Linked DNA regions of Homo sapiens: region 2 is linked to region 1. A link is an interaction called in ENCODE POLR2A ChIA-PET data of the cell type or tissue named here. Cell type or tissue: MCF 10A. All regions are shown on one strand.

What was found. Peaks named below come from ENCODE experiments on the same cell type or tissue, not always from the same donor. Only the 100,000 strongest peaks of a DNase experiment are listed, where the experiment ranks them.
Region 2: POLR2A ChIA-PET joins it to region 1 with 12 read pairs; 3 of 35 experiments call an interaction of 5 or more read pairs at or near these places.

The regions. Positions count from the first base shown.
Region 1 is chr4:74,443,090-74,448,089 of GRCh38, forward strand. It overlaps AREG (amphiregulin), which reads left to right and starts at 2,047. Exons shown (of 6, transcript NM_001657.4): 1 at 2,047-2,317; 2 at 3,445-3,693. The coding sequence starts at 2,257. RefSeq lists a silencer at 3,314-3,514. In MCF 10A, CTCF peaks have their summits at 2,454 and 2,661; DNase peaks (open chromatin) are centred at 1,942 and 2,422.
Region 2 is chr4:74,315,495-74,320,494 of GRCh38, forward strand. EPGN (epithelial mitogen) reads left to right here. Exons shown (of 5, transcript NM_001270989.2): 5 at 1-1,295. All of the region lies in intron 2 of LOC105377276 (a long non-coding RNA gene), which reads right to left. Among named protein-coding and RNA genes, the nearest start is that of EPGN, 9.5 kb to the left of the region's middle. In MCF 10A, no CTCF peak of the experiment used is centred here; a DNase peak (open chromatin) is centred at 2,537.

The DNA of each region.
Region 1 (5,000 bases):
CTAGAACAGAAATGAAGCCTATGGGAGCATAAAGGTGCAACAGTGTAGACCAACTGCGTGAGCTCCAAACAAAGTCTCCAAAAGAATCTTTTGAAATCTTTGGGCAAGTCTCTCAATCTCTCTGAATCACAATTGCCTCATCCACCAGAACAGATAACAGTGCAGGCCCCTACTTCACTTTGGAATGGGCATGACACTTTTCTAGCCTTATTTCCCATACTTGGTCATACCCTCACATCAGGTCTTTATTCCATGTAAAAGATTTGCTGGGAAGGCCTTTGAGGGGCCTCTTCATCTTTCCACAGAGCTTTCCATTAAACAGAGGCAAAATTAAACCATGTCCTTTTTTTCCATGGCACTCTGAACCCTTCTCATCATGTGATCTATTAGAATTACTTATCTATGTATCTGGCCCACACCACTGAGCTCCTGGTGAACCTATACTGCTCCCCTTCATAAAATATAAAGCAGGTGGCTCACACAAAATACACTCTCAACAAATGTGGAATAGAAGGCATGATTCATGATTATTTCATTCTACTAAATGCATGATATTATTTGGACTACGCACTGTGATATACCATTAAAAATAAGTGATTTTTAAAAAAAAATTTCCAGAATTAGGACAGATGCACTGTGACTCACGTTATTATTATTATTATTATTATTATTATTATTATTATTATTATTTTGAGTCGGAGTCTTGCTCTATCACCCATGATGGAGTACAGTGGCATGACCTTGGCTCACTGCAACGTCTGCCTCCCGGGTTCAAGGGAGTCTCCTGCCTCAGCCCACCCGAGTAGCTGGGACTACAGGCGCGCGCCATCACGCCCAGCTAATTTCCTTTGTATTTTTAGTAAAGATGGGGTTTTGCCATCTTGGCCAGGCTGCTCTCGAACTCCTGACCTCAGGTGATCCACCCGCCTCGGCTTCCCAAAGTGCTGGGATTACAGGCATGAGCCACTGCGCCTGGCCTGACCTACATTCTTAAAAGGGCTGTGTTACTGAAACAATCAGGAAAGAATCATATCTCCAGGTGAAGGAAAATGAACAATGCTTTTTCTCTTCCTCAAGTCAAGAAAAATCCAGTTCTTTAGTTGACAGTACATCCAAGTTAGTCAAATTAAGTAGCTTCCTGTCTCCGCTTCATTTTATCTACTTGTCATGATTAAATATCCTACTAGGTTGTAAGTGGGCCCTCAACGCTGACCTTTTTATCTTGGGATTTGAGAGGCACAGTCTAGAGCACTACTCTTCACCTAAATGCCAGTATGCCACCAGTAGAAATTATCCTTTAGGCTAAATATTGTTCTTCCCAGAAACCCTCTTTTCAAGGATCAGTTTAAACCTAAATTCATCAGAGAGGAAAACAGCAGATTTCAGAGTCAGATGAAGAATTCATATCCACCTGGCTTTGAACATTATCGGCTGTGAGATGGTGTAGGTAAAATTTTAAGTGCATAATTTGGCAATAATAAATCATCAATAAATATTAATGTTGATGAGGCCCCTGGGCCACATAAAGAAATAGGGAGTGAGGGGATTTGAAATTCTGGCCACTTCACAGAAATGGGTGGGAAGGGGCTCTTGATTGAGATAGAAGCCCATCCTACATGAAGCAATTCCTCATTGAGTTCTCTCGTCCTTTATCCTTGTTGGAAACATCAGGCAAAGTCACTCTTGGTCTTAAAGTACTTTTACATCTAAATACGGAACTCTTCTATTTAATCCCTGTCTGTTGTAGATGTTAAGTATACAAAGAGGTTGTCAGAGTTTGAAACATCTGGACTTCTGTCAGGTACTAGCTCCGGAACTCCAGTCCTGCTCGCCCTCAAAAACGGCTTGCAGCTAGAGGTTTAAGTTCCACTTCCTCTCAGCGAATCCTTACGCACGAGGGAGGCGGGGCGTGTGTCCTCCGCGCGTGGTTTTCGGGTAGCACCTTCTGGGGCGCCGCCTGCCTCCACCCACGGCCGGGCCTTGACGTCATGGGCTGCGGCCCCCTCCCGGCTGAGCCTATAAAGCGGCAGGTGCGCGCCGCCCTACAGACGTTCGCACACCTGGGTGCCAGCGCCCCAGAGGTCCCGGGACAGCCCGAGGCGCCGCGCCCGCCGCCCCGAGCTCCCCAAGCCTTCGAGAGCGGCGCACACTCCCGGTCTCCACTCGCTCTTCCAACACCCGCTCGTTTTGGCGGCAGCTCGTGTCCCAGAGACCGAGTTGCCCCAGAGACCGAGACGCCGCCGCTGCGAAGGACCAATGAGAGCCCCGCTGCTACCGCCGGCGCCGGTGGTGCTGTCGCTCTTGATACTCGGCTCAGGTGAGGATTCACCGGCGCTGAACTGCTGGGCTCTCCTCCCATGGCAGGTTTTGCCTCTTGAGTTTGGCTCTTGCTTCTCTAAAAATCGCCCTTTAGTTCCCCCGACCCTGCGCCGCAGGAGGTGATCACTGTAGCTCCCTCCCTAGGAGGAAAAGAGAAGGGCAGATGTCTCAAACGTCCAGGACAAGGTGTCCCAGAGAATCGCTGTACTTTTTCTTTAGTTCAGCTGAGAAGACGGGAGAGATCATTTGAACCTAACCCTTCGTTTCACAGATTAAAAGATTAAAAAGACCAAGATCTAGAGAGGTGAAGTGATTTCCGCAGATATTGGACCCAGCAGTGTTTGCTGCCTCCTGCCTAATTCTCCATCTCTGTCTAGTGATTTCTTCTTTACCTTCCTAGAGGGACTTAGAGTATCCCGGCGAGAGGTTAAAAGCACCACTCTGATGCTGTTTTATTGAGACCTAAGAAAAAGCAAGATAAAGCAGTGGCTTAACTCTGGGCCCCAAATCTTACTTAGTACTCAGTTTATTGTCTATGTAGTAATAATAATAATGATAATGAAAAATGACAATAATAATCGATATAATTAACCACTGTTTATATTATTTTAAAAGATTATCTTTTAAAAATATCTTTTAAAAATATGAACACATCTTTTAAAAATATGAACACATCTTTTAAAAATATCTTTTAAAAATATGAACACATCTGAAGAAAATCTGATATTTGTATCTAAAACCTACCGAAATAGGCCAGGATGGCATTCTAGCAAAAAAAGAAATGCATTTGGAATGTGAAGTGATGGGAATTTTTAGACATTACCCATCAAGTAATTGTATTAGATTAATTTGCCAATTTGGCGGGATTTTTTTGATGTGGAAATTAATGTGGATTATCTGTGGAAAAGAAAAACTTCAGAAAAGCACTTCTGTAATTGGGACAGCTGAATTTGCTTGCTGGCAAAAATGTAAAGTTTCTTTCATAGAAATGACTCAATCACAAACAATAGCACATGTGCAATAACTGCTTTGATGTCAAAAGATAAACTTTTCTACCTAACACAGCTGACTCGAAAGGCACCCTACTTTACCTTTTCTTTTCTTCCTTTATTCCCTCCCCTGCAGGCCATTATGCTGCTGGATTGGACCTCAATGACACCTACTCTGGGAAGCGTGAACCATTTTCTGGGGACCACAGTGCTGATGGATTTGAGGTTACCTCAAGAAGTGAGATGTCTTCAGGGAGTGAGATTTCCCCTGTGAGTGAAATGCCTTCTAGTAGTGAACCGTCCTCGGGAGCCGACTATGACTACTCAGAAGAGTATGATAACGAACCACAAATACCTGGCTATATTGTCGATGATTCAGTCAGAGGTGAGTAGGGGATAAAGCAAAAATATGGCCTGTGAGATGTGGGTTTATATGAGCAAAGCTGCTTCAGAAGTAAAGCTGCTCCCCAGATTTTCTAGTGGCTTTATTGTATATCTGTTGGATAGCCCCTAGGTAAACTGTGACAAAAAGAACCATAATGTGGGCACATCCTATATGGCCAGAGTGATCATAAATGGTGTATGTCTCATTTTTAAACCTAATCTTCACAATGACTTTAAGTAGGAATTGTTATCCTCATTTTACAGATGTGATAACTGAAGCCGAAAAAGGTTTTGCTCTAGGTTCTACAGGTGACAAGCAGATGAGCTAGAATTAGAGCTCCAGTCTGTTTGATTCTATGCAGAAGAGACACTAAGCTCTTTCCCACTATGCTACATGACCCCCATTCTGAGAGACAAATTTAGACATTAACCATTCCTATCTACTTTGTATCTTAGCTTTTGTATCCCCTTCCCCAACACCACCCTTCCCCAGATAACTGCATTTTAACACAAATAAGGGGACAAGGAAGTAATGGGACAGGAGGCATTAGACTTTAGCGTTTAAGTACTAGGTGATGAGAAGCTGATGGAATAATAATAATAATGCCATCTGGAAATATTAAAGAAGGGTGAATATACTTAGATTTTGTATTGCTAAAATCACTCTTTAACCCCAAATCCCATTTGTTAGTTATATAACCCATGGTTTCTTTCACTTTCCTGTTATCTCATATTTTAAAAAGGCCCTTTGCTTGGAGTGAAAGTACCAAAGTAAGAGAGAAATATTGCATACTTTGGAGTCTGAAGGAAGAAGAAGTTAACAGTAAATAAGATCTAAATATCCTAAGAGCATCCACTACAGAGGCAGGGCAAGATGGTTTCAGAGCTGTTGAAGGCCTTTTCTGTCCTGACTTGAGTTTCCCTGGCTTCTCCCCCTCTTGTCTGGTTCTCAGAACTGGTGAAGGGACATCAAGTGGTACCAGAGGGACAGTGACTTGGGTGAGTGGGAAGTGAGAAAACCTTTAGCGAACACTCCACTTAATTCCCTTCCTTCTCAAAGTGTGCTTTTCTGTGAGGTGGGTAAGGGGTTCATTTGTGCTTATTTTTGAAGGCATGAGATTAGACCCATCAAGGTGTCTAGAAACTGTTCTCTTAAACATGTTTCAAGTTGTTAACACTTCAGAAGGCCAAGTAAATGATTAGTAGTACAAATGATGACTAGTGCTCAAAATTGCAATGCATTGTGAAATAGAGTGAAAATGTTGGCTGAACACCTTCGAAAGGCTAAGTTAAATGTCCATGATGTTA
Region 2 (5,000 bases), 130 kb before region 1:
AAAGTCTACAATTGGCCCTAAAATAGAAACTGAAAAACAGGACATAGAATTTTTTCACCAGACCACAGCATGTGGAAACTTTCTTTATCATTTTTGAACACTTGTTAACAGATTTGCACATAGAGGGAGAGAAAAAAAATGGAGTAACAGTCAAAATAATAATAATCAGTATCCAGGCCAGGCGTGGTGGTTCACGCCTGTAATCCTAGCACTTTGGGAGGCCGAGGCGGATGGAGCACCTGAGGTCAGGAGTTTGAGACCAGCCTGGCCAACATGGTGAAACCCTGTCTCTACTAAAAATACAAAAATTAGCTGGGCGTGGTGGTGCATGCCTGTAATCCCAGCTACTCCAGAGGCTGACACAGGACAATCACTTGAACCCAGGAGGCAGAGGTTGTAGTGAGCCGAGATGGCAACCCTGCACTCCAACCTGGGTGACAAGAGCGAAACTCCATCTCAAAAAAAAAAAAAAAAATCAGTATCCTTCCTCTTAGTTATATTTCTGCCACTTAATTCAAACAGTCATATGCAGGTCGCTTAATTTATTTGTGCTTTTGTTTCATCTTCTACAAGGCCCTCTTAGCTCTAAAACTTGACAGTGGAATAAGGAAATGTTTTTCCAAATCTGCATTGCCGGTGAGATCCTCAACATCAGCATGTTGAGATGGACCTCAACCCCACCTCTAACCCTGAAACACACTACTCGATATTATCTTAGGTATGTTTTAGGGTTTAGTTTGTAAAATAATAATTTATTTTTGAAGGAAATATAAAATATTAAAGAGTAATAATAGCTATCATTTTTTAAGATTCAATCTAAAACAATGGACTCTTTTTTTTTCCATTTGTGATGTAGATAAGCAAGACAATTTTGATCATGAGTGGTGAAAAGAGGATCAAACTTGACTATTCTTGCAATGGCAGTCCAGCAACAAGCCTTTCATTTACATTAAATTATAACTTTTCATTCATTCCTAAACCAAACTTAAAATTCTGCTTTCCTTTGAGTAGAAGGTATTTAACTTGTTTTGTTTTTCCTTCAGAAGGAATTTAATGCAAACGGATTGCAGTCAGCACTTTCTGAATGTTTTCACACAGTATGCAAAGCTTACATCATACCAAGGAGTGGAGAGTTGAAGTTTCCTCCCAGTGACTCCAGTGACAGACCACACCTAGAAAGCGTTTCTCTTCCTGAGTATTTCAAAAAGATGTAAAAGAGCTGGGGAGAGTATGGGAAGAAACAATACAGGATTGCCTTTAATTAATTAAGAATTGCCTCCTGATAAAAGGAAAAAGAAATTAATGCTGGAGTATGGAGGGGTGATAACCTTAAAGATTATAAATATTTGTTGTCTATAAATACTTATAAATTATAAACACAATATAATTAAAATTAGAACATCAGGAAAAGAATTAAAATCCTCAGGTTGCAAAACCAAAATGTTAACCAAAACAAATACTCATGAGATTCAACTTTGTTCACCTATAGAATAGTACTTATTAACAACATAAAATCTACCCTGTGAGATTGTATGGAAACTCAGAGTGTGGCTTATGATAACCATCTGTTTATGATATTTCATATAAAACAATCTTGTGATCCTTGTAGTTCCTACCATTAATTTTGTAGGAAGGAATCTCTGACATTCCTATGGAGCTAGAACCACATCTGTCAATGTTTAAGTACCTAAGCAGAACTTAAGAGGAAAATGCATAAATATATTTGGAAATTGTTTCATTTTTTTCTATATGTAAGAAGACCCTAAAAAGAGCCTTTCAGTAAAGTTTGTGCTTCAGAACTACACTTTCAGCTATCAATCAGTTGTGTCATTAATTGAGGGTGGATTATTTAGGAAACAAATGCCAACATGTTTCTGGCATCTTTGACTACATTACACCAGCCAAGAGGTTCATCAATTTCTTTCATTCCCCATTTTGTCACTTCCCTTCGTCTATCCTCCAATTATTTGAGAACACATCCTTAAGTCATCAGTATTCATGAGTGCTTTATTATTTAGCATTTCAGAGTATAATGAGGATGGGGCACAGAATATAATGTCAGCCATCCTGGAGCCAGTAAATTTGCAAAAAAAGTAATTAAAAATGCTTGTCATTATATTCTCTTTCCCCAAGGTAGCTTTTTGTATAGTTGTGTTTTCATAAAGTTTGAAAAGGATGAAATTATAACATAGTTCATCTTTTAGTCTTTCCTGGCACAATACAAATCTAATCCTTTAATTTTAACATGTTCGTTTTGGTGATGTCAAGATTTCCATTCATTATATCTAATTGAGAAAAAAGTCATAAGAAAATAACAAACATCAGCAATTTAAGCTTTTGATGTTAAACATGAGGACAATTCATCTATGCAGAGGACCATGAGGAAGCCATTTAATGTCTCTGCATTACAAAATGTAACATGCTTTCTGTGAAGTGATATAAATATTGGTATCCTACTACCTACACTCATGGGAAGGGTTACCAAAATCCGTCTATTGCAAAACATCACTCTTTCTCGCTTACATCATGGCTGCATGACATCAGGACATGAGTAGCTGCCAAGATGAACTATAAATGTTGAAACTTAATTTGCCAGTGTCTAGCACTGCTAATCTGGGTGAGCCCACATTTTTGTCCAAATCTTTGGCTCAGACCTATTCAGTAGCACATTCAGAAATGTCTTTTCTAAATTCTGCATTTTTATTAAGTATTCAATTTTTATTAATTATTTAATCAATCAGTGCCCAGCTCAGAGTATAAGAGCTTAAGCAGTTAATTTTCTAAGAATTTTAAGTCTAGGCCCCTTGAGAATATCCATGTGAATACAAGTAAAATAGTATTATATTTTACTTCTCTTCCAAAACTAAACATGATGGATGTTCCAGATTGTCGGCAATACCCACAGCTTCCAAAGAAACATCTCATAAAGATTAGAAATGTGATTATGTGTTAACAAGAAGAACTGAATTGTTCAGTCAGGTCTTATCTAACCACCTCATGGCCTTTCTTTGTCATTTTTTATGTCTCAGATATTATTGGGGCATACGTCATCTAGATTAAAATTTGGTTAAGTCTACAGTCAACCAGCTGTCAAACTAGCAGTATTACTGATCTTTAAGAGGGTATTCTTCTTTTTTTTTGTTTTTTTTTTTTTTGAGATGGAGTCTCACTCTGTCACCAGGCTGAAGTGCAGTAGCACAATTTCAGCTCACTGCAACCCCCGCCTCCCTGGTTCAAGTGATTCTTCTGACTCAGCCTCTTGAGTAGCTGGGACTACAGGTGTGTGCCACCACACCCAGCTAATTTTTGTATTTTTAGTAGAGACGGGGTTTCACCACGTTGGCCAGGATAGTCTCGATCTCCTAAGATGGTATTAATTAGGATTCACATCTTTCTGAAAAGAAAAAAATGGCATCTCTAGATCTTTAAAATCACACTAAAAATTAATTCAATATTAAGTTCCTTAACAAATCAAGTTAAAGCAATAATGTAATACAGTAACCATTTATGAGCACTTGCAATGTTTGAAAGCATCAATTGCATTATTTTAGTTAATCCATGCTTGTGTGTAATTGAGGCTTAGAGAAGGGAATCACTTGTTCAAGGTCACAGGGCCTCAGCCTGAACCAGATGCATCTGATGTCAGAGTTCTTCATCTAACATCTAAGCTCTATATAATAATGCTTCCCAATATTTTATGAAAAATATTACTGTTGAGGGATAATTTCTTAGTGAACTTAAAAGTATGCCCAAGTAATTAGTATGCAATTGAAAAAAGTTATTTTCTTAAAATATAGAAAATAATAATTTTTTTTTTGAGATGGAGTCTCGCTCTGTCGCCAGGCTGGAGTGCAGTGGTGTGATCTCAGCTCACTGCAACCTCGACCTCCCAGGTTCAAGCAATTCTTCTGCCTCAGCCTCCCAAGCAGCTGGGACTACAGGCGCCCGCCACCACGCCCAGCTAATTTTTGTATTTTTAGTAGAGACGGGGTTTCACCATGTTGGCCAGGATGGTCTCAATCTCTTGACCTTGTGATCCGCCCGTCTCAGCCTCCCAAAGTGCTGGATTACTGGCGTGAGCCACCACACCTGGCCACAAAATGATAATATTTGTCATGGATCAACCACAAAATTCCCCTGCTGTCGTCTGCAAATTATTAAGATATGTATAACACCCTCAGGGTGAGGTCAGATCAACGTCAAGTGCCTGCTGACAGTTGAGTGCACAGTCTGGGGAGAGACTGTATACTGTAAAGGAATTCTGGCTTATCCTCATGACTCAAGGAATGAGGAGTATTCTCTTAGAGCACTCTCTTGGAATATTGGGAATATTCTACTCTAACCTGTAGCCAGTATTCCTAGAGAATACTGGAAATATTCTAATCTTGGCTACAAGCTATTTCCCAACATTTTTTTAGCTTTATTGAGACATACCTGACTCAGGTTGTTTTTGAGATGAGGGGTGAGGAATCCAAGTGATTGTCATGTCTACAGTAAAATCTCATCAACCCCCTTCTCTCCACATTATCCTCAATCCTACCCCAGCCCCCCATGCACCTTGCAGAAAAGCAGTAAGTAGCGGTGGTCCAGCTTAGGAAAAAAATTGGAAAATAACATTTTAAAAAATCTGTGCAATAGTTTGGCACTAAAATGACCGGTCTTCTAGTTCAGCTGTGTGATCTGAACTTTACTGGGACTCTTTGGATATGATATCCTTGCCTGTTAAGTGGAGAAGTTAGACTCTGAAGATGACCTCCACATTCCCTTCCTGGTTGGAAGTTGTACATTGGAAATGTGATGCCGATAAGCAGATCTATTCCACAGACATATTCCCTTTAGCTTTCGTGGTGTTTGTTTTAAATCAAGCCCACATTTAAAAACCAAGCTCTTTTACTATTTTTAAAAATCTAGCCTCTTTTGAAAAATAAAAAATATAGAGCTCTGGTCCTATTTTGTTTGTGCCAGCGCTCTATATCTTTTGTAACTTTGGTTAGAAGGAG